Regions from separate parts of the Mus musculus genome. Here all the other regions are linked to region 2. The links are chromatin loops, found by intact Hi-C in ENCODE. Cell type or tissue: heart. All regions are shown on one strand. Region 1 has its middle 40 kb from the start of Gm33204. Region 2 overlaps Galnt18 (polypeptide N-acetylgalactosaminyltransferase 18). Region 3 overlaps Galnt18 (polypeptide N-acetylgalactosaminyltransferase 18). Region 4 overlaps Galnt18 (polypeptide N-acetylgalactosaminyltransferase 18). Region 5 holds the start of Galnt18 (polypeptide N-acetylgalactosaminyltransferase 18).

The links. A loop is a pair of places that touch in the nucleus more often than their neighbours do. Peaks named below come from ENCODE experiments on the same cell type or tissue, not always from the same donor. Only the 100,000 strongest peaks of a DNase experiment are listed, where the experiment ranks them.
Region 1: a loop joins it to region 2, with 2.3 times the contacts of the local background. A loop is called at or near these places in 2 of 42 quality-filtered maps.
Region 3: a loop joins it to region 2, with 2.3 times the contacts of the local background. A loop is called at or near these places in 3 of 42 quality-filtered maps.
Region 4: it touches region 2 in a loop (2.4-fold over the local background); 3 of 42 quality-filtered maps call a loop at or near these places.
Region 5: it touches region 2 in a loop (2.5-fold over the local background); 7 of 42 quality-filtered maps call a loop at or near these places.

Annotation. Positions count from the first base shown.
Region 1 is chr7:111,967,662-111,971,661 of GRCm38, forward strand. No RefSeq gene overlaps it. Among named protein-coding and RNA genes, the nearest start is that of Gm33204, 40 kb to the right of the region's middle. In heart, CTCF peaks have their summits at 2,054 (motif pointing left) and 2,255; no DNase peak of the experiment used is centred here; H3K27me3 peaks cover 809 bases.
Region 2 is chr7:111,588,089-111,592,088 of GRCm38, forward strand. All of the region lies in intron 3 of Galnt18 (polypeptide N-acetylgalactosaminyltransferase 18), which reads right to left. Among named protein-coding and RNA genes, the nearest start is that of Galnt18, 190 kb to the right of the region's middle. In heart, a CTCF peak has its summit at 1,612; a DNase peak (open chromatin) is centred at 413; H3K27ac peaks cover 383 bases.
Region 3 is chr7:111,708,468-111,712,467 of GRCm38, forward strand. The region is part of intron 1 of Galnt18 (polypeptide N-acetylgalactosaminyltransferase 18); the gene reads right to left. Among named protein-coding and RNA genes, the nearest start is that of Galnt18, 70 kb to the right of the region's middle. In heart, a CTCF peak has its summit at 2,033 (motif pointing right); no DNase peak of the experiment used is centred here; H3K27ac peaks cover 651 bases.
Region 4 is chr7:111,724,986-111,728,985 of GRCm38, forward strand. The region is part of intron 1 of Galnt18 (polypeptide N-acetylgalactosaminyltransferase 18); the gene reads right to left. Among named protein-coding and RNA genes, the nearest start is that of Galnt18, 53 kb to the right of the region's middle. In heart, no CTCF peak of the experiment used is centred here; a DNase peak (open chromatin) is centred at 2,226; H3K27ac peaks cover 344 bases.
Region 5 is chr7:111,778,035-111,782,034 of GRCm38, forward strand. Galnt18 (polypeptide N-acetylgalactosaminyltransferase 18) reads right to left here and starts at 1,943. Exons shown (of 11, transcript NM_001360903.1): 1 at 1,279-1,943. The coding sequence starts at 1,513. In heart, a CTCF peak has its summit at 2,115; DNase peaks (open chromatin) are centred at 2,047 and 3,427; H3K4me3 peaks cover 2,436 bases; H3K27ac peaks cover 1,340 bases; H3K27me3 peaks cover 2,485 bases.

The sequences.
Region 1 (4,000 bases), 380 kb after region 2:
CTACTTGGAATGAAGCCCAGCTGGCCAGCCCCTTTGGTCCCTACAGCTCAATGGCAGTGCTGCTGTAGACCATAGCAATTGTGGTGGCGAGTAACTTGAGCATTCCCCTGGTGAGTGCCTTGAGCATCCTGATGGTGAGGACCTTGCATCCCACTGGTGAGGGTGGACCTTGAGCATCCCGCTGGTGAGAACCTTGAGCATCCCGCTGGTGAGAACCTTGAGCATCCCGCTGGTGAGAGCCTTCAGCATCCCGCTGGTGAGGGCCTTCAGCATCCCGCTGGTGAGAGCCTTCAGCATCCCGCTGGTGAGGGTGGACCTTGAGCATCCCGCTGCTCTCACACCTCCTTCTGTTCTAGAATCTCAGAATCACCTCCTCCTTTAAAGCTGGTCTGGACTTTGACTACTCTAACTTATTATAGCTGCCTGGGCAACTCTTGCTCTGCAGAGGAAGGAGCAGGCCCTACAGCACTAACTGAAAGCTTATGGATGGTCCCCCAGAAAGGGGGAGGAGTCAACCCGAATCCCCTCTCTACCTAACGCTGCTTCTCCAGGAAGAAATGCTGACCATTTCTGGCTAAACAATTTACTTGGCAAACTGTTCGTGAGATTTATTAAGAAAATGAAAGTTTCTCATCCAAACCAGGTAAATGTGTGGCCAGGTGGCAGGTCCTTAGTTGCTGAGTGCTGGGGTGATAGTTAATCCCTCACATTGATCACAGAAGCATTAAACTTCTTAGGCCACTCATTGCTAGGCAACCATTGTGAACTGTAGGCTCTAAGGAGAGAGCATCTGTTCTTGTCACAGAAACTGTCCTATTAACAAGGAAATGCATGTCCCACGTCCACGTGTGCTCTCCAGATGGCCAATAAGGTGTTCCTCTGTAATAGCATCCATCGTCTCTCAATCACTAGCTCCAGGGCACAAGCGCCTTGTAACCTAGGGGACAAATGTCTCCTTGTCATGCTGCTTTCTGTGTCCCACCATATAGATAGCCCAGGCTTGAAGGGCATCATCAAACCAACTGTTTGCAGAACAGAGACAACAGGGCGAGACTTAGAGCAACAGGTACAGCTCCATGAAAGAACTCAGTAAGTAACTCTAGGTCCAGACTTGGCTCTGCCTCTCAGAAACTGTGCATGACAGCTCATCTTCGTTGCTGAGTGGACTAGATTCAAAAGGACTTTGCATCCATAGGCTGTGTGTGTCTGGGAAGGTGTTTCCAGGAAGGTTTAACTGAGGAGGGAAGGCTGACCTTGAATGTGGACAATGCTATTCCACAAGCTCAGAGCTCAGAGTAAATTAGTGGGGTGTGCTCTGAGTGTCAGTGTCCTGCCTAGACTGTGGACACTGGCTGAAATGTGACTCCCCCACCCCTACACACACACACACACACACACAGAGTCTGTCTTTCTACCAAGATAGCCTGTGTCCCTTCTTAATCATGGAGCCGAGATAAACCTTTCTTTCCTTAGGTCACTTTTGCCAGATACTTGGTCACAGCAATGAGAAAACTGTGTGGTACAACTGCAAATGCACATTTTTTTTTAGCCTTCTAAAACACAATTTCTTCATCTCTAAAATGGCTTAGTGGGAGTTCAAATGGCTTAGTGAGATTGCTGTTCAAGCATGAGACCCTAAAACTGAGCTCCAGCAGCCAGGCGTGGCAGTGCGTGCCTGCAATATCAACATAAGGGATAGGGGGCTAGGGGCTTGGTGACTGTCAGCTTAGCTCCAGGTTCAGTGAGAACCCCTGTCTCAAGTGAATGGGCTGGAGTGTGATGGAGTATTAATTAATTAATTTAATGAAAAAAAGGATTTTCTGCAATTACAAGTATAAGAGTTTAAGTGTGGTTGAGAGTACACAGTTTAATAGCTTGTACATAATAGGAGATTCCTTCTTACTTTTAAACAAAAATGTGTGTATTTTTTTTCTTCTATCCAAAGCTAGAATGTTGCAATCTGCTTTTTTTCCTTGTTCTTGCAAAAATGAGGAAACCTGTGGATATTATTGGTCCAGAGTGGCCCATCTCTGTTCTTGTGCTGCCACCTGCTGGATGGATATTTTAAGAACCCTGCACTAAAATGCCTGGAGCACTTCCTTGTCAGTCCTTACCTGACATTCCTCTCTACCTGTACCTTTCAGAAATTAACCCAAGGCGCCCCCAGTCCTACATTTAGCACTGGGGACATGAAAATGCATCCCGAAGATGGGTTGAAACTACATAATGTTGGCTCCTGCGTGTTAGATAAAATTCTAGTTGTTCACCAGTGCTAAATATCTCAATCCAAATAAAAATATGTTGAAAAACACTCTGCAGGCATGTTAACACATGACCCTCAGTCCTTTGTGACAGCAATTGGCCAGAGCCAAGTGTTCAGTGCCCTTTAATGTGAGCAAACTCCTCTGTTTTACACACACTCACAAGCACTGTCTAGAAATCTGTTCAAGAAATGTGCCACCGACTTTACTCACAGCCCCCTCCTCCAAATACTGTAGAAAACCCACATCAGTATCAAGTCTGTGTACAGTTATGGCAGCCAAATATAGCAAGCTACATGAACTAAGGAGTAGTTATACACATGGGGGGGTCTTCCATGCCTTTAAAACATTTATATTTATTTTACAGTATATGGATTATTTCTGTAGCTAATGTTCATTATGAATTGGATGTGTTAGTTGTATCTTGAGGACAAGGTAAATGATTAACTGAAAATGTGGGGGATGGATGCAAAGAGAACAAAAAATATCTTTGAGGTCAAAAATTATGGTCAAAATAGTTTGCTTTGTGCTTGGTACAAGCTAAGTACTAAATAATTATTCATTATTGCTATTATTACAGGAAGAGCTGTTATCCCAAAAAAATGACCTTTAAAATCCTGTCTTTTAAACAACATTGAAAATAGCAAAATTGAAATCTAAAACTTTTTATGTTAAAGAACATAAATCACAAACGCTTGGTCTAATGACTTGACCCGGGAGAATCCAGGCCTGAAAATAAGAGTCAGCATGAAAAGCCACCATAGCAAAGGAGAAGCTAAAAATGCAAAAATTCCTACTGGTTGAATCTGTCAAAAATATTCACAGAAAAATTATCTCACAAAAAATATATACTTTAGTAAGATAAAATTTTAAATTGGAAAAATAAAATTATTGAAGTACATTTGTTCAAGACATTATACTTGTTTTACTACTCAGCCCTCTACTCCAGTACCTCAGGGGTCCGCACCAGCCCTCTGGCCTGTGCCCTAGCAGATGCTTCTCCTGCTTAGTATCCTAGCTCGTGCTCTCATGCACATTGAGGCAGGCTTCTCATTGTTTAGCTTGTAAACTTTTCACTAGGGGTGGAGGAGGTGGCTTAGTCCACAAAGTGCTTGTCTTGCATGCCTGAAGACCTGAATTCAACCCCCAGGAGCCTACATAAAAAGCCAGGCATGGTAGCATGCTTGAGACAGGCACGGGCAGATCCCCGGAAACTCATTGGCCCGCTGGCCTCTTAGCTAAAGCTGCACGCCAAGGAGGGGAGGTGCTGGACTGAAAGGCTGAAAGCACCTGAAGAATGACACCTGAGGTTGTCCTCTGACCCCTGTCCATATGTGCGCACACTCACAAACACGCACAAACATGCATGCGAAATCTAAATGAACTGTGTACAGTTCCTGGCATCTTATATTTCTCACTGAACATCTTATAGAATCTCTGAACACGAAGGGTTGATTTGTATACCACAAAACCCATGAGAGGGATTGCTGGGTTGACACAATCTTTGCAGACCATCATGCAATTTTATAAGATCTGGGGACACAGTCTCCTAGATTATCTTGGAGTTTTCTATTTCATTTTGTATCTATGTCTAATTTGTTTTTGAATGCATCCTTTTCCTACTGAACTAAGCTACCAATTTTCTAATCTCCAATCTGACACTTAGTTATAGCAATTCTGTTATCTTGTAACATTAGTCTTTTTATAATATTTTTCTAGACTATCATTTTGGTGCTTAT
Region 2 (4,000 bases):
ACATTAACCACATTGTTCATTAATCCACACAGGACAGCAGAGTCCTGTGACCTGATTGTTTTTATAGGTGTCACCTCTCAACACGGTCACACTGGGGATTAAGTTTCTTATGAGAACTTTGGGGCCATAACCAAACCTCAGCAATGGTTTGGAGTCCTTTTTGAATCATAGAGAAAGCAGAAGAGAACCCTAGGCAGTGTCCCAAATTTCCTGTATAATCTTCAACACAAGGGTTTGTCATTTCCAGCTGCTGAGAAAGATAGGCTCCAGTCCAAGAAGGACAAAGAATCCTTTCCTGAGGGGGCTACTCAGGTCCTGGGGCAGTTCCCAGGGGCCTCTTTCAGGGGCAGCTTGATTCTCAGCTGCCAGCATCAGGCCCCGTTACCTGCAGGCAGGAAGCAGCTCTCCCTATCACTCCCACACTGAGCTCTGTGCTCCAGTTCCAAGAATTTCCTCTCTGACAGATGGTCAGGCAGCTGACCAGAGCAGGAGAGCCTTTTTCTGATTCCTGCCAGCTTTGTTTATCCAAAACTGGTCACCTTGGCTAGTCTATAAACAAAGTAGTCCAGGCCATCTTGATGTAGCTGGCTCGTGGGGTGCTCATTAGCTGAGAAGCAGGTGCTTCATCCTCCAGGCACGGTCAGGAAAGTATGCCGGGGAGCCCTGACTCCCTAAGACAATTAACTTTATAAGAGAACGGGGCCAAAGAAGGCAATGAGCTACCTGTGGAGACTCCACCAGGCTTGCGCCATTGAAGAGTGTCTGGACTTCAGCCCAGTGGCTGAAGAGAACAAAGGAGATGGTAGAAATATGCAGGTCTGAGGTAGGAAAACTGAAGCTGAGCTGGTCCATAAATAGTCAAGGTCCTCAGAGTTCCACATAACCCAGTATCCCAAACTAAGGGTGTTCCCTTCAGGATACATGAGTGCAGATGGATCAGAGCCTGGGAACAGGAACAGTCTGGTTATACGGAAAACAGAACCCAGCCCTCGGCAGAAAGAGTTAGCCAGAACCAGGTAAGGAACTGGAGTCCAGTGGAGAGGATGAGGGAGGTATCAATGAGAAGTTCCATTCCATACTCTAGCAAGGAAGTGGATTGGCAGTGAAACAGGCAGAAAGATTAGCACACAGCCCAATTGGAGAAGCATGGCAGCAGCAAGTCCAGAGACCCTACCCAGCAGCAGCTACATCTGGGCCAGACCATCAATTGCTAAGAGGCTCTGGCTTCTCTCTGCAGAGGTCAGGGCTGGTGGGCTACTGATACATGGCACCTTGGTGCATGCTACACAGGCACTTCTGTGGCAGGCTCATGGAAAATGTTAGCAAAGAAGGTATGGGATTCATTTCATCTCCCACATGGCCCCGGTCTGAGTGTCAGGTGAAGGTACCACATGCAGAAACACAGATGACAGATCTGAGATACACTATCACAGTTGATTGCATGAGGGGTATGTGTCTGAATCTCATTTATTTCAGAGCCACTGGCCACAGCATGTCCTAGGCCTGGGATAGGGCTGTAGTCAGCAGAGGAAGACAGGTGTGTGCTACCTGGAGCAATCAGGAGCTCAAGAGTCACATCTGTCACTAAGAAACGGCTTGGAAATGCAGGCCAGATGGCAGCAGAGGACAGGCTCTGTGGCTGAGTCTGGGTGTGTCTTAGTTACCTTTATCACGGCTGCAACAACATACTTGACCAAGGCAACCTAAGAAAGGAAGGGCTCCTCTGGCTCACAATTCGAAGGTACAGCACATCATAACAGAAAAGTCATGATGGCAGGAGCTGAAGGCATCTGCTTACATGGCACCCGCAGTCAGGTAGCAGCAGCAGGCAGTGGGCAGCAGGCAGTGGGTGGCAGATGCTGGTCTAGGCTTGTGTTCTTCATATTCAGTCTGGCTTCCCACTCCATCGGGTGATATTGCCCACATTTTAGTTTTCATTTTTGCACCACATTGAACCTGATGCAGAAATTTCCTCACAGGCATGCCCAGAGGTGACTATACACCCTGTCAAGTTGACAACCAATATTAACTATCACATGAAGTCATTCTCCAGACTTCTGATGAACAACACAGTGGGCAGAAGCAATTCCAGGCAGCAACTGGACTCTTGCAGAACATGGTATCTCACTGCCTGAACTTCGAGGTTACTGGAGGGCCACTGCCAGTGCTGGACCTGGGTAAGCCTAGTCTTGCTGGACAAAAGATGGGGGTAGGTAGCAACAAGGTGCCTTAGCCTGAAGCAGACCAGTGAAGACAGGATGACAGCTTACATGGCTGGCTGTGTAAACACCTTTAAGCTGTCTGGATCTTTGTTGTAATTTAATTAGCTACATGGGATTCTCTAAGCTCCATAAAGTGCAAGACTATCGGACTGGTTTTGACTCTGATTTTTTTTTTTAATTTTTGCAATTATTCCAGCTGCATGCAAAGCTGTTGGTGGTTTTATGGCCCAGAATGAGTATCTCTTATGTAGGCCAGCATCTTTGAAACATTAAACAATGATTAGGCAGGCTCTGGGCCAAAGGATGGTGGGGATTTTCCAAGAAGATGAAAGGTGGCCCAGCAGCTGACAGCAAGGAGTTCAGGAACAAGGGTTCTACTTTGTCATTACTTGGTGACTGTCTTACTAGTGACAGTGACTCACAACCACTTGCTATTCGTCTGACTTTGAAGGTGGCTGTAGGTGGCACAGTTGAGACAGAGCTTTACCCACCACTGAGTCCATGTATACATATATTCCTACTGAATGATGGTGTGTATACAGGGCTGCACCCACACAAAAGCACTCATATAGGCATACACATTTATGCATAAGCATGCCCAGGCAGGCATACACATGAATACCTAAGTGCATATATGTATGTGTATATATATGTATATATATATACACACACACACATATATATACATACACACACACATACACACACACACATACACACACACACACACATATATATATATACACACATATATATACACATACACACACACACACACACACACACACAGACATGAAAATAGTTATACACACACTGCACTCAAACCCACAGAAGCAGAGACACACACACCAATGCTTTTGTAATTCAAAGTTCACAAGATTACCCACGGTCACTAACTATTCGATAGACTCTCAAAGCATCTGTGCCACATGCCTGTCCTTATGGAACCCAGGAAGGCCCCAGTGGAGGTGACAGGCCATCCTGCTCATGTTCCTTATTCCTTACTTTGCTGCCTAGCTTTGCTCTCTCCAGAGGGGCTGGAGTGAGAGAATGGGAAGAAAGATCAAACGAGTCTATTGGAGTCAGAGCACTATGGGGTAAGGCAGGCAGCCTGCCCACTGGTCAAGGCCATAGGCTCTGAAGCCATGCAGTGTGGGCTCCACTCTCACCTCTATGTGACTTTGGAAAAGTCACTTTGCTTCTCTGTGTCTATTTGCTTGTTACATAAAGTCACACTGATGGTGACTCTTACCACTATCATAGGGCCTGATTAATTTATGCAATACACTTAAAATAGCACTGGCACAGAGAAGGGCTCCATGAGTTGGGGGTTGGGGGTGCCTCAGAAGGACTCAGTCCTTCCAAGAGTACTGAAGGTGACTTTAGCTGATCCTGGATTCTAGGCATCCTGTATCTAGGAGGAGACTGAGGTCCTAGTCCATGTTGGAGCTTCAGAGCACAGACACACCTTTCTGAGATGTGTGACTATCACTTTAGCTCTGATCTATCCTCCTCTGGAAGTGCCAGGAGTCTTGGCTGTCCATGGATAACCAGATGACATGCCATTAAATTCCCCAAGGAGTGTGTTAGGAAGAGATATCAAGGCCAAGCAACAGGGTTTCCTTATCCATCCTTCTCGGTTGTGTGACCATGGGCCCTGCCCAGCCGTGTTGCTTGTTAAGCTGTGAAACTTAGTTTTATTGCCTATGTCTATCTTGGGGGCTTTGTGGGTACTCTTTTATCTGCAAAGTTGGCCAAGTGATCCCCACAAGCTACAC
Region 3 (4,000 bases), 120 kb after region 2:
GCACCTACACACACACACACACACACACACACACACACACACACACACACTCACTCACATATTTCCCCCAAATACTATAAAGAGATCATTTCACTTATATAAAAAAGAATCAACTTTTTCTTCAGTGGGTCCAATTCAGGTCCAATTCTGTGTTTCTCTCTGAGAAAAAAATAAACTAAATAAAGTTGTCTATATGTGAACCAAACCTGGTTTGTTTCACCCCTTTTATGACATGCATCAGAGGTGTGTTTCAGTACAAAGTGTTCTCCACCCTCCTCCTGAAAGAAAAACACAAGCAAGTGGAATTCCATACCCCACTCCCTTTCTCCCACTAGAGGCTTTCCAGGGTCTGAGGTCATCCAGAAAGAATAGAACAGATGTGTATGTGCACGAGTGTATGTGTGTATGTGTGTGTGTTCATGTGCATATGTGCATGCAGGTACATGTGCCCTTGCATGTGCAGGTCAGAAGTCAACCCTGCAACCTTGGGATCTAATTTTTCAGAAGCTGTACACCACGGTTTTCTGTTTAGTGTAAGACAAGGTAGTATGTGTGTTTGGTGTATGTGATGTACTTAAATATGCATGTGTGTGTGTGCTTGCACACATATACATGTACACAGAGGCCAAAGGAGGATGCCAGGTGACCTGCTCTGTCACACTCTACATCATTCCCTTAAGGCAGGCTCTCTCAGTGAGCCTAGAGCTATTCTGGCAACCAGCAAGCCCCAGTAGTTCTCCTGTGTCCCCACAGTTCATGGTTTTGTTCAGTCCCAAGATCATGTGTCATTTGGGGGTAAAAATACCTCCCCCAGTGATACCAATGAGGCAGCCCTGGTACAGCTCATCACAGTACTCTCGGGGCTGAGCACAGTCAGAGGAGTGTCTGCATCCAAAGACTGCTATAAATGAAGTCATCCTAATGGCAACCAGAACTATGATCCCAGCCCTGTCTCCTGGTGGCTATGAAGGCAAGGCATGTCCCCTCCCTGTACCTCCCTGTAATGCTTCTGAGAACAAGCTCATGGGAGATGTGACACGCTGAACTGCAGCATTCTGACAGGGATGAAGGTGCTCTAGGGACATCCTGTATCCTTCTCTTTGGCCATCAGATTACTTGACCCCCAAGAAAAGGAAATTTCCCAGGAGTCTTATGCACAGGGAAGCAAAAGGCTGTGGCCTTGTGCCAACTTGTCTCCACAAAGAGACTTCACACACAATTGATTGAACCACCTTTCAGGAGAGACAGGAGCTTCAGTGATGGTGCGCAGGACCATTTCTCCTTGGACTGCTTCACTATGCATACCCAGTGCCTTCCATTTAAACCCAAACCTTAAGTCAGGATCCAAAAGGTGGTCTTGGGGGTTGAGGAAAATGAGCACTTTGTTTCTATTGTCAATATAGCCACAGTGAATAACTGCCTTCCACTTCCACAGTGACTTGTCTGTTCAGCTGGCCTATTGAAGGTATGTGGACTATCCTGGCTTGATAAGGATGTCAGATTCCAGTCTCTGACTCTACCAACTCTGGTAACATAAGGACAGAGTAATTCCCATGCTCCACCCCATTAACCAGCTTGCTAAGGTTTAGCCAGAAGCTAGACCTAATGTTCTGGCCTCCATCAACTCTTTAGCCTTCTTCATAGAAGCTGGAGCCTCCTGTATGAAGCAGCCACTCCCCTCAGCTCCATGGCCTCTCTCCCAGCCCTCATATCCCCTGTGTTCTGGAGCCATTCAGTTTACAAACCGGTGCTTCCTCAGTTGGACTTGCAGGATGGATGGCTGTGAGATCCCAGATTCCAGCCTGGGTGTAGCTCTGTGCTTTACTTCTTGGGCTGAATTTAACCTAGACCAGCCTCCTCACAGACCCTTCCAGTCTTTCCTCTAATTCTCACTTTCTTCTATTGCTCCTTGCTGGATGCCAAGGTCACCTGCCATGTCCCTGATTACAAGTCCACAGATGTGGCCCAGAACTCCATTTAACGTCCAGAAAATAACAGAAGCATCCCCAGGAGCCCTGGAGAATATTCAACACTAGATGGAGCCGCTCCTGGCACTGCCCATCTGATTCTGTAGTCATTGTATGCTAACAGCCGTTCTTCCTGTGCACTGCCCCCATCCCAGCCCTTCATAATCGCTAAAGTATAAGCCAGTTCCAGGCAATAGTTTTCTGGTGGGTGACATACCTTGCCCCTGCCCTGTGCTCACCTGGAAGTCCCTTTCCTCTCAGGTCAGGTTCACCTAGCACTCGTTCTGAAAAGAGCCTCCCTTGACTCCCACTAGCGACAACTGTGACTCCCATTCCTGCCAGTACCCACCCAGCTACGTCCTCAGTCGCCTTCTCCTCTTTGCCTCAGCTCAGCCTCTCAAAGGAGCCACTGAGTTTTGAGTAAACAGTGACCATGAGGGGGTAGGAGTTCAGGGAGATAGGAGAGGGGCAAGAGTTGTCAAGGCTCTTACGCTGGGTCTCCATGAGTCCTCTCTGACAGGCCCAATCTGTGACAGGCAGCAGGTGCTCCGTGGGAACAGAGTAGGGAAGCAGGCAGGAAGAGAAGCCTAAGATCCACAGATTTAGGATGCCCTAGACGTTCGCTGGACAGCTTTAGCATACAGTGTCTGGAGACCTTTCATGTAGTTAAGGAACAGCTGACCGCCTGATCCCTGGCTCCCAAATCTACCAAGCAGGGGGATGGAAAGATTAATAAAAAAAGAAACGGTGCCCACACTGAACACATGCTGGCTTTCCTGTTGCTATTCCCTGAACAACACAGCGGAGCAACTGTTCCCACAGCATTTACAAGGGATCAGAGATGAGACAAGGAGATGAGGTAACGCAAACAAGTAGACCTGTGGGGGTTCCATACAAATGTGACAGTCATACAAGGGAGGAACATCCTTGGGTTCTGCTGTCCTTGGGGACAGAATTGTTGTGGGGCCAATCATCTGCAGACAAAGAGTACAATTATATTGGATCACTCCCTTGGAATGAATCCAAATGTTTTGCCCACAAGTTCCTATTTCATGGAGGTTAGCCTGAAACTCAGTTTGGGAACTGGTCCTATCTCAGCTTCTGTGTGGCAGAAAGTGTGGCTGATTCCCTGCAGTGGCTTATCTATGTGTTTCTCAGTAGAGGCCCTATTGAGAGAGAGGCAAGCACAATCAGACCAAGAGCAGGTCCCTGCCTATGCCCTTTGGAATGGGGCTCATTGAATCCTATCAATAGCCCAACAGTGTATGCATCATTATTACCATTGTAAGAAGTGAAGATCAAGACCCACACAGGCTAAGAAATCTGGAGGCATAGAGAGCCAAAACAGGGCTTCTGGGTGGTAAGACATGCTTGGTGTCCTTGAAAGAGTACGGGTTGCTGGTGTCATTCCAGGGACAGATATGACTGTACTCTGACAGACACCATCGTTCATGCTAGCCAAGATGCTCAAGACCCAGGCCCTCCCACTGGGTTGAGTTAAGTTTTAACTCAAGAACACATTGGGATGCAGTGTAAACAATTGCCGGGAAATGGTTTTCTACCAGCTTTATCCCCACTGCAGACCTCAATTATATAACCCAGGAGCAGGCAGGTCTCCATGTGCATATAACTGCAAGCAATGTCAAGAGAGAGTTGCTGTGACCAAAGCATCTCTGGGCTCTGCTTGCCAATGCATGCTGACCTGCCAACCTCTTCTGTTCAGATGGGGAAACCGATCTGGTCATTCTCTGCAAAGGAACCACCTGCTCTCTACAATTTCTAGCAAATGGAGTTGAGTGCCTAGCTCTGACATTCAGTGGCAGCTTCTGTAGCTCTGGATATATTTGACAAGATGTCCCCAGCTCTTCCATAAGAGGCCTTCAAGTCCTACACAGAAGGTGGACAGAGCAGAGAAGGCATTTTTGGTGCTGGTCTGGGTTAGAATCCACTCCTTCTGGGTACTCTACCCTGTTGGAGCTAGTCTGTTTCCATTACCCCAGGCATATGCAAGCATTAATGCAGCACCCACTGTA
Region 4 (4,000 bases), 140 kb after region 2:
AAGAAAGGAGATATTGGGACCCTGGGCTTGCTTTCTCTTTTCTCTCTTTTTGCTTCCTAGCTGCTATGAGAACAGACTTCCCCTGCATCCGGCTCTCCTGCCATGGGGCCATGTACCCAAGCAATGGGGCCATAAGACCATGACCTGAAGGCATGATCCAAAACAAGACTTTTCTCTTTATAAGTTTATTTTCCTAGAGTATCTGTTACAATAACAGAAAGATGATCATTACCTCCTGACTTACAAAGACCCACCCCACTGTCAGACTGTGCCATGTGACCTATTTTGGCCAAAAGACCATAGGCAAACATGGAAGTATACCTGGTCTGAAGAAAAGCTTTAGATGTGACTATGCCACGTGACTCAGCCTCTTTAGAACGACCGTGTCCAGGAATGAGAAATTACATGGAAGAGGACCATAGCTAACACTCAACCCAAGACAGAATCAACCTTTGCTTCACAAACCACTGAGACTCTGGGTCTTTTGTTACACAGCCACATTTAGAGACAACCAACCCACCATCTTCCAATCTAGGAGTTACAGGGAAAGTGTTCTTTGTACTTCTAGCCTGTGGCCACCATCCACTGTTGCTCAAGGGCCAGGCCAGGCTTCACACTCACCCTGACACATTTTCTCTTCATTTATCTGCAGGACCCCTCAAGGAGTGAGGCTCCCAATAGTGCACTTGGTTCATGACTCATTCCTGGCAGAGTCTAGCTGAAAGGAAAAGATGGGATTCATGTTTCTTCTCCTTCAGCAAACATTCCTGTCACCCTTTCCTTCTCTTGGATTAGTGACAGGCCTAGGGCAGATGGATACTCACTGTGTGACTATTCTAAGAACTAGATGTTTGGGTTCTGATTCACATTGAGTTAATAACCATGTGGCCCCTTGCTCTAGTCTCGAGGGCCCAAGTGACCTTGAGCAAGTACAGCCCTGTTTGAACTGATGGGTGATTTGCAAACACAGCTCTAGGTTCCTCATGGAAGTCTCAGCACAGAGAGGTGAAAAGAAGGCTGTGGTCAGGAGTCCTCACCCCATCCTGCATTCCATCTTCCACCATCCAGATAAGTCTTTGTTGATTGGTTGAACACACTCAGCTTCCAGGTGTGGCATTGCTTAGTCATGAAATTCTGTGGCAGAAGACAATGATCACCTTCAGTTGATTATGGAAGACCTTCTTATCAATGGTGAACAGGGACTCACCCAGATGCCTGTCTGTCTGTGTGCTAGCATCTGCCATCTAGTAACACTTTCCCAGAGATTCACTGACTTCTAGGGGCAGTGGTGGCGAATGTCTGACAAGACAGAGGATAACGGAGTAGACTCATAGAAAAATCAACCAAAAAACTGAACTGTAGAAGACTAAAAGAAAACAAGACCACTCAGCTGAGATATATACCTCTGTGGAAGGATCTCAGAGCTAACTTTCCAGTTGATCTTGACCCTCTTCTTATAGTCTTTGGATGAGACAGTGTCTTCCCATCCCAACTTCCCAACTTCCCAACCTCCCAACTTCCCAACTTCCCAACCTCCCAACCTCCCAACCTCCCAACTCCCAACCTCCCAACCTCCCAACCTCCCAACCTGGAAAAGAGATTTCGGGAGTCAGTCTTTCTTTCAGATCACATTAGAAAGCTAGTGTGCCCTGGAAGCTACTGTAGGCCAGAGCCTCATGAGGCTATTGGTTAATAAGTCCCTCTCATTCATCCTTTCTCTCTCTCCTCTTCCCTGTGAATTTCTTTAAAGGTCTTTGTTCTCCAGGAGCCTGCAAGCCAAATTCATCTACCCAAGGGAAAGAGAGCTTTGAGTTTCTCAAAGTGCCCTGTAGAGGACCCACATTCTAAGCACAGGAGAATGGGAAAGACCTTAACACTCAGGCATGCACCAAGGTCCCTTTTCCATCTGCTCAGACAGAATGTCCTTCCAAAAATGCCTGGAACAATGAAAATCCATTCTGCCACCAACAATGACCACAGAACATCAGGGCAGAATCAGGGTGACCCTGACCTACATTCCAGTTGCTGGTAAGTAGGCAAGAGAGGCAGAGACGCCGAGTGGGGATCAGAAAACAGGGCAAGAGGTGACTGCAGCTGCCAGGGAAGATTAATTGATTTAGAGAGAAGCTGGTCCACAGAGATAGGAAGTACTCAGGAAAAGGAAGGAATAGCTGGAGGGGAGGTAATCCAAGGGGGACAGGAACAGAGCAGGCCACACAGGATGTGAGAGACTGTGTGATGGGAAATGTAGCTTGGACTTTTCCTGGCCTGGAAAACACAAGGACAGGGCCTTGTTTCCTGTGGGAGCAGAGACATGAGGGAGCTGAGACTGGCTGGAAGTCACAGCAGCTAGAAAAGACAGGCCCTTTCTGTGGATCATGTCTGTTTCAAATAGCACAGTATTAGACAGGACCCAAAGCACATCAAGTCCACTACGGACAGTCCACAGCTTTGTAGTTCACTTCACCAAACCATGATCACCCCCCTCTACCCATCATACTACAGTGAAAACAACCTTTGAACCCTGATGGTCACTATTGCCTCCCTTCTTAGCTTCCCTGGCTAGCCCTGCATCACCTACACCTGCTTTCCTCCATCACAGCAGCCTACAGCAGCCTTAGCACATCTCCACATGCTGCCATCTTCCCAGGGCCATGTGCCTTTCATTGTTTTGGTTTCTTGAGCACAACAAGCTCTTGCACACTGTGGAGGCTCTGCCAAGGATCTTCCTCCATGATCCACCTCACCAACCCCTGCTTCTGCTTCGTATCTCAGCTGAGCAGTCTCAGAGCTTCCCTGACCACTCAGCTTAAGAAGATGCTCCAACCCTGTCCTACTTAGAGTTACTATTGCCATACTGAGCACCATGACAAAAAGCAAATTGGGATGGAAAAGGTTTATTTGACTTACACTTCCACATTGCTGTTAATTATTAGAGGAAGTCAGAGCAGGAACTCAAACAGGGCAGGAACCTAGAGGTAGGAGAGGCCATGAAGGCGTACTGCTTACTAGATTGTTCCTCAACAGCAAGCCTGTTTTCTTATAGAACTCAGGGCCAGCTGCTCAGCATTCGTACTGCTCACAAAGGGCTGGACCCTCCTACATCAATCACTAATTAAGAAATTGTCATAGAGATTTGCATGCAGCCTATCTTGTGGAGGCATTTTTAAAATTGAGGCTCCCTCCTGTCTGATAACTGTACCTCATGTTAAGTTGACAAAAATCTAACAAGGACAACCTGAACCCTTGTTAAGATGAAACACAAACACATCACCATGAAGCCACAACTTTTCTTTCTTATTCATCTCCAAGATCACACATCAGTACAAACATCACAATATAAAATATTTTATAAACAAAAGAGTCCCACAGCTTTTGCAAATTCAAACACTTTAAATTTTCTATTTAAAAAATCTACAGTCTGATTTTAAACCTAAAAATCTTTTGTAAAATTCAGTCTCTCAACTGAGGGCTCCTATAAAACCAAAAACAAATTAAATATTTTCTTGCTTCAAGAGAAAAGAACAAAGGCACAGTCACAATCAGATAAAAAAAATTAACAAACCCAACTGTATAAATATCTGGAATCCACTCAAGATCTGCTGGGCTCCTCCAAAGGGCTTGGGTCAATTCTCTGGCTCTACCCTCTGCAGCACACAGAACTTGTCTTCTAGGCTCCAGTTGGCTTCACTCCACAGCTGCTGCTGTTCTTAGTGGTCATTCTAAGGTCTTAGCATCTCCAAAATGCTGGAATTTTCTGCTGCAACTGAGCTGTCCTTTCATTAATAGCCTCTCTTCATGGTGCCAGTCCTCAACTTCTCTACATGACCACTTTAATCCTGGACCTTCAACTACAACTGAGGCTGCACATTCACCAACGGCCTCTCCTGACCTCTCATGGTAACTAAGCCTCAGCCACTTTCCAGACCTCTTTATGCCTTCAAATCCAGTACCACCTGGATGTCTCTTACACTACCAAGTTCAGCTGCCAGCATGAGAT
Region 5 (4,000 bases), 190 kb after region 2:
CCTCAAAGTCAAGTGCTTGCTTTGTCTGTGTCACCTTTCTGCCCTCAGCGGAACCTCCCCAGGGAAGGAGTCGATCTGGCCATGTGGGAAGCACACCAATTCAGAGTAGTCCTGAGTAAACAGAGCAGGCAGCCTGTAGCTCAGATGGCCTGCCAGGTTTACAGGTAAACTCGCTGGGCCCTATAGGTCAGAAGCCTCCCTGTCTAAGAAAGCAGGGGACACCTGGGGTGGACAGGGAGAATCCAGATTGCTATCACCTGTGAGCACACCTTACTCTAGGAGCCCCGAGCTCCATCCCTTCCCTCTGATACTCACACTGCCCGGGTCACAGCAGGAGACTTCTCTATATCCTACTGTCTCTTTGGACCCAGTCTGGAGACACCCACCCACTGCAGCCTTGGATTTCAGACCCAGCTCCTGTGGGTTTGTCTGCTCTGCTGTGGCTGCTTCCTGCTTCCGCAACTGAGGTAACTGTCCTGGCAGATTGGCCTTGCTAGAACCCGGAAGGCTCTGAAGTAAAGCCGCAGCCCAGCGTGGGTTTTCTCCATCCGAAACAGAAGAAACACCACCACAGTGGACTAAGCTGCTTCTTGGGTTTGACACCTGCTCCTTAGGGGAGGATCCTGGATAGGCAGGTGTGCTCTAGGTGGGGACAGTTTTCTACTTAAGATGCCCCCTGCAGTCCCAGTCCTACTGAGACTGACTGAGGCTGGAGCCAATACTGGGCCGATGTAATTTTCTACTCCGCATTTGTCTTGAAGCTTGCTGCTCCTTAAAACCCACAGTTAGAGTCATACAAGGCATTTCTCTTGTCCCTTACAAGCCCGGCAAATAAGCTCTTTTGCCCTCACATTCTCTCTTGGAAGCACAAACATCCAGTCAGACACACTCCCGGACTAGTGTGAGATCCTGCGATCCTGGAAAGGAGCACCCTGGAATCATACGCACGTTTGGACACGTGCACATCGCGTCCCCATACTGACAGCAAGCTACACACACACACACACAGACACACACACACACACACACACACACACACACACACACACACACACACCACCTGTGCACACGCGTACACAGGGAAGACTCACAGGGCGGCAGACACAAAAGATCCAGGACACCAGTCCTTGCAATCCCTCCAACCACGTAGCTGCCAACCTATAGCCCTCCCTGCAATCGCTGGTCTCCTACGCATTGGCCCCAGCGCATCCCACAAGCAGAACACACTGGGCACTCCCGGGCCTCGCGCCTGGCTCAAGTTTCTCAGGACGCCTGTACCTTGGATATGCTGTTTGATGACATTCTCCAAGTGGTCCAGCCGCTCGATAATTTTCAGGGTGTCCCCTTTATCTTCCTCCAGCTTCTTGTCGGGCACTGGCTCCTGCCCCCGCACATACACGCTGGCGATGTAGTTGGTGACCCAGCCCACGTACAGCAGGCATATGATGTTGGTCATGCCGCTTAGGATCACGCAAGTGGACACCAAAGTTTTGGTCTTCCTGGTACACACCATTCTGGGGTCCTTCCTCCATATAGAGCACCCGGGGCCCCTCCTCGCTGTACACCCCAAACTCCCCCGCGCTCAACCCCCTTGGCACGTCTGGGGTCTCTGGGTGCGCCAGCACCTAAGTCTCTCCAAAGGCGGGTCTCCTGGCAGTGTGAGCTGCGGCGCACAACTTTGCAGCTCCGGCCGCTGGCCACCCTGAGAAAGAGCTCCACAAAGAAAACGAGGTGGGTCTAGATTTTTGTTTTGGGCTTTTCCCCCGCAAATTCAAAATCCCCGAGCTTTTCCCTAGGCGGTCACGGGTGGCCGGCAGTGGCGAGACGAGACCTGCAGGGCTGGGAAACTTTGTCACTGCCAGGGCCCAGCCGCGTTGCTTTCCATCTCCAGTGCTGGCTGCCTGGGAGATGCCACCAGCCCTCCGCTCGCCGCTCAGGAGAACCGCGGCTGTGGCTGCGACCAGAGGAGCGAAGCAGAGCGGCCCGGCCCCCTCCGAGCGACAAGCGCCGCCACCAATCGCGCTCTGGCTCTGGAAAAGGGTCGGGACTGGGCGGCTGCGGACCAACGAGGAGGGGCCAGGGGGCGGAGCCCCGCCCCGCGCCCCACCTGCTGGCAGCAGGCTCCGGTCCGGACACAGCTGAGTCTCCCGCGCCCTCGGGCCACCCTAGGGCCTGCAGATCAGGAACCTCCAGTCCCCGCCCAGGCCGGCAGATTCCACCTCTAGAGTAATTCCCCGCTCGCGCTCCCGCTAAGAAGCCCAAGCTTTGGGGACCAAGATGCTCCTATACCCTCACCTTCCCCAACTGAGGGCATTCTGCTTTTCCACCTGAAAAAACGGACTCCTCGCCTCCATCTCCTTTTTGATAATGGAGACTCAAACCATACAAGTGGCTAGGCCTCATAATGTCCACACCTTATGCTTCTTGAGCCTTTACTCTGCCTCTCTCTGTTGGTCTCCCGGGTGTCACCAAATGCCTTCCGGAAATCTCTAGGAGAGGCATAGTGAATAGTGAGGGTGTCTCTGCAATCGTTGGTCACATCTATGCACTATGCAGCTCCCTGGACGAATTCATGCTCTGGGAGCCGTTACTGCTTATGGATATCACTACACCCCACGTCTAAGGAAGCCTTATACGCAGTATTGGGACAAGAGGATGCAATTCTCCATGACTTGTATAATTCCCACACATTCAGTGTTCATGGCTATCAAGTGGTCGACAGAGCCTTTCTGGAGAGAGGATGTAGAAACACACACACACACACACACACACACAGAGAGAGAGAGAGAGAGAGAGAGGCTCCTGGGTTTGATGCTCCTGTATGTGTTAGTTACATGAGCTTGAGCAAGGGTCAGAACACCATAAGAGACATTTCCCCCATCTATCAAATATCAACAATACCTTCCTGCTTATAAGTATTAAATGAGAGGATATACCAAAAGGGCTTAGGACAGGACACACAGTGGGTGCCCAGGCTCCTGTGGTTATCATTCCAGGATGCAGTTCCTCCCTTCCCGGGTCCAAGAACACCACCTGGCTGCTCAGCAAACCTTGATTTTTCTATTGACCACTCTCAGCTCTTCTCCCCTACTGGAAGCTACAGAGTCTAAGGCTGTGGGCAGCAAGAAGGAGCTTGTCCTCTAGCTGGCTTGGTTCCACCTCATTGGCTTTCTGCTTGAATGTCTTTCTTTACCATCAGCAATTCAGCCACAGGGGCTGATAGAAGGAATGCTGCTGGGCCTGATTGCCCCACATACCCTCAGATTCCAACTCAAGATCCCCAAAACCTTGGTTAGAAACAGGGGCATGGGAGGGGTTTGTGTAGGCATTTACTCACCACCCTCTGCAGAATTACAAGGTCAAAGGCCCCAGTATCTCTGCAAGCTCCCTTTATAAATGGTTCTTGAACATAGATTCTTATCTTTGGCCCTCAGTTCAATTGTATTCAACTCAACAGGAACTCAGCAAGTTCCTGACATTTTGTCTAAATGACCAGTTGCCTGGGACACTTGCCCAGTTTGCTCTAGACCTATGGCTGCGGTGTAGGCTTCAGTCTCATCGGGGGCCTCTTTTCTAAGCATGGAGAGCTGTTCAGTCCAAGGAGGTTCTCGACTTTCCACTTATGTCACTCGTCTAACCCCAAGCGTCTTCCCACTTTGCCATTTAATAAGTCCTGCCGGGAGCTTCACTATCAGGCCCCTTGATGTGCATCAGAACTGAAAAATTCCTCAGATAGTCGATGTGAGCCAACTGATGCCAAGTGGTCCTTGAAACTTATTCTGAGAATCTGAAGCTACTGTCTCCTTCCACTCCTACCACGAGAGGTGACATGAGGACTGAAAGTCCTGGTGGCTTTGTCCTGTATAAACTGAATGTTGTACACTGAAGAAGCTACTGTCCCCTTGATGTGACTTGAGAGCAGTCTTTGGTGGGGAAGGGAGGGGTATTTTGTTTTCTGAGACAGACTCTCACTATGTAGCTCCGACTAAGCTAGAACTCT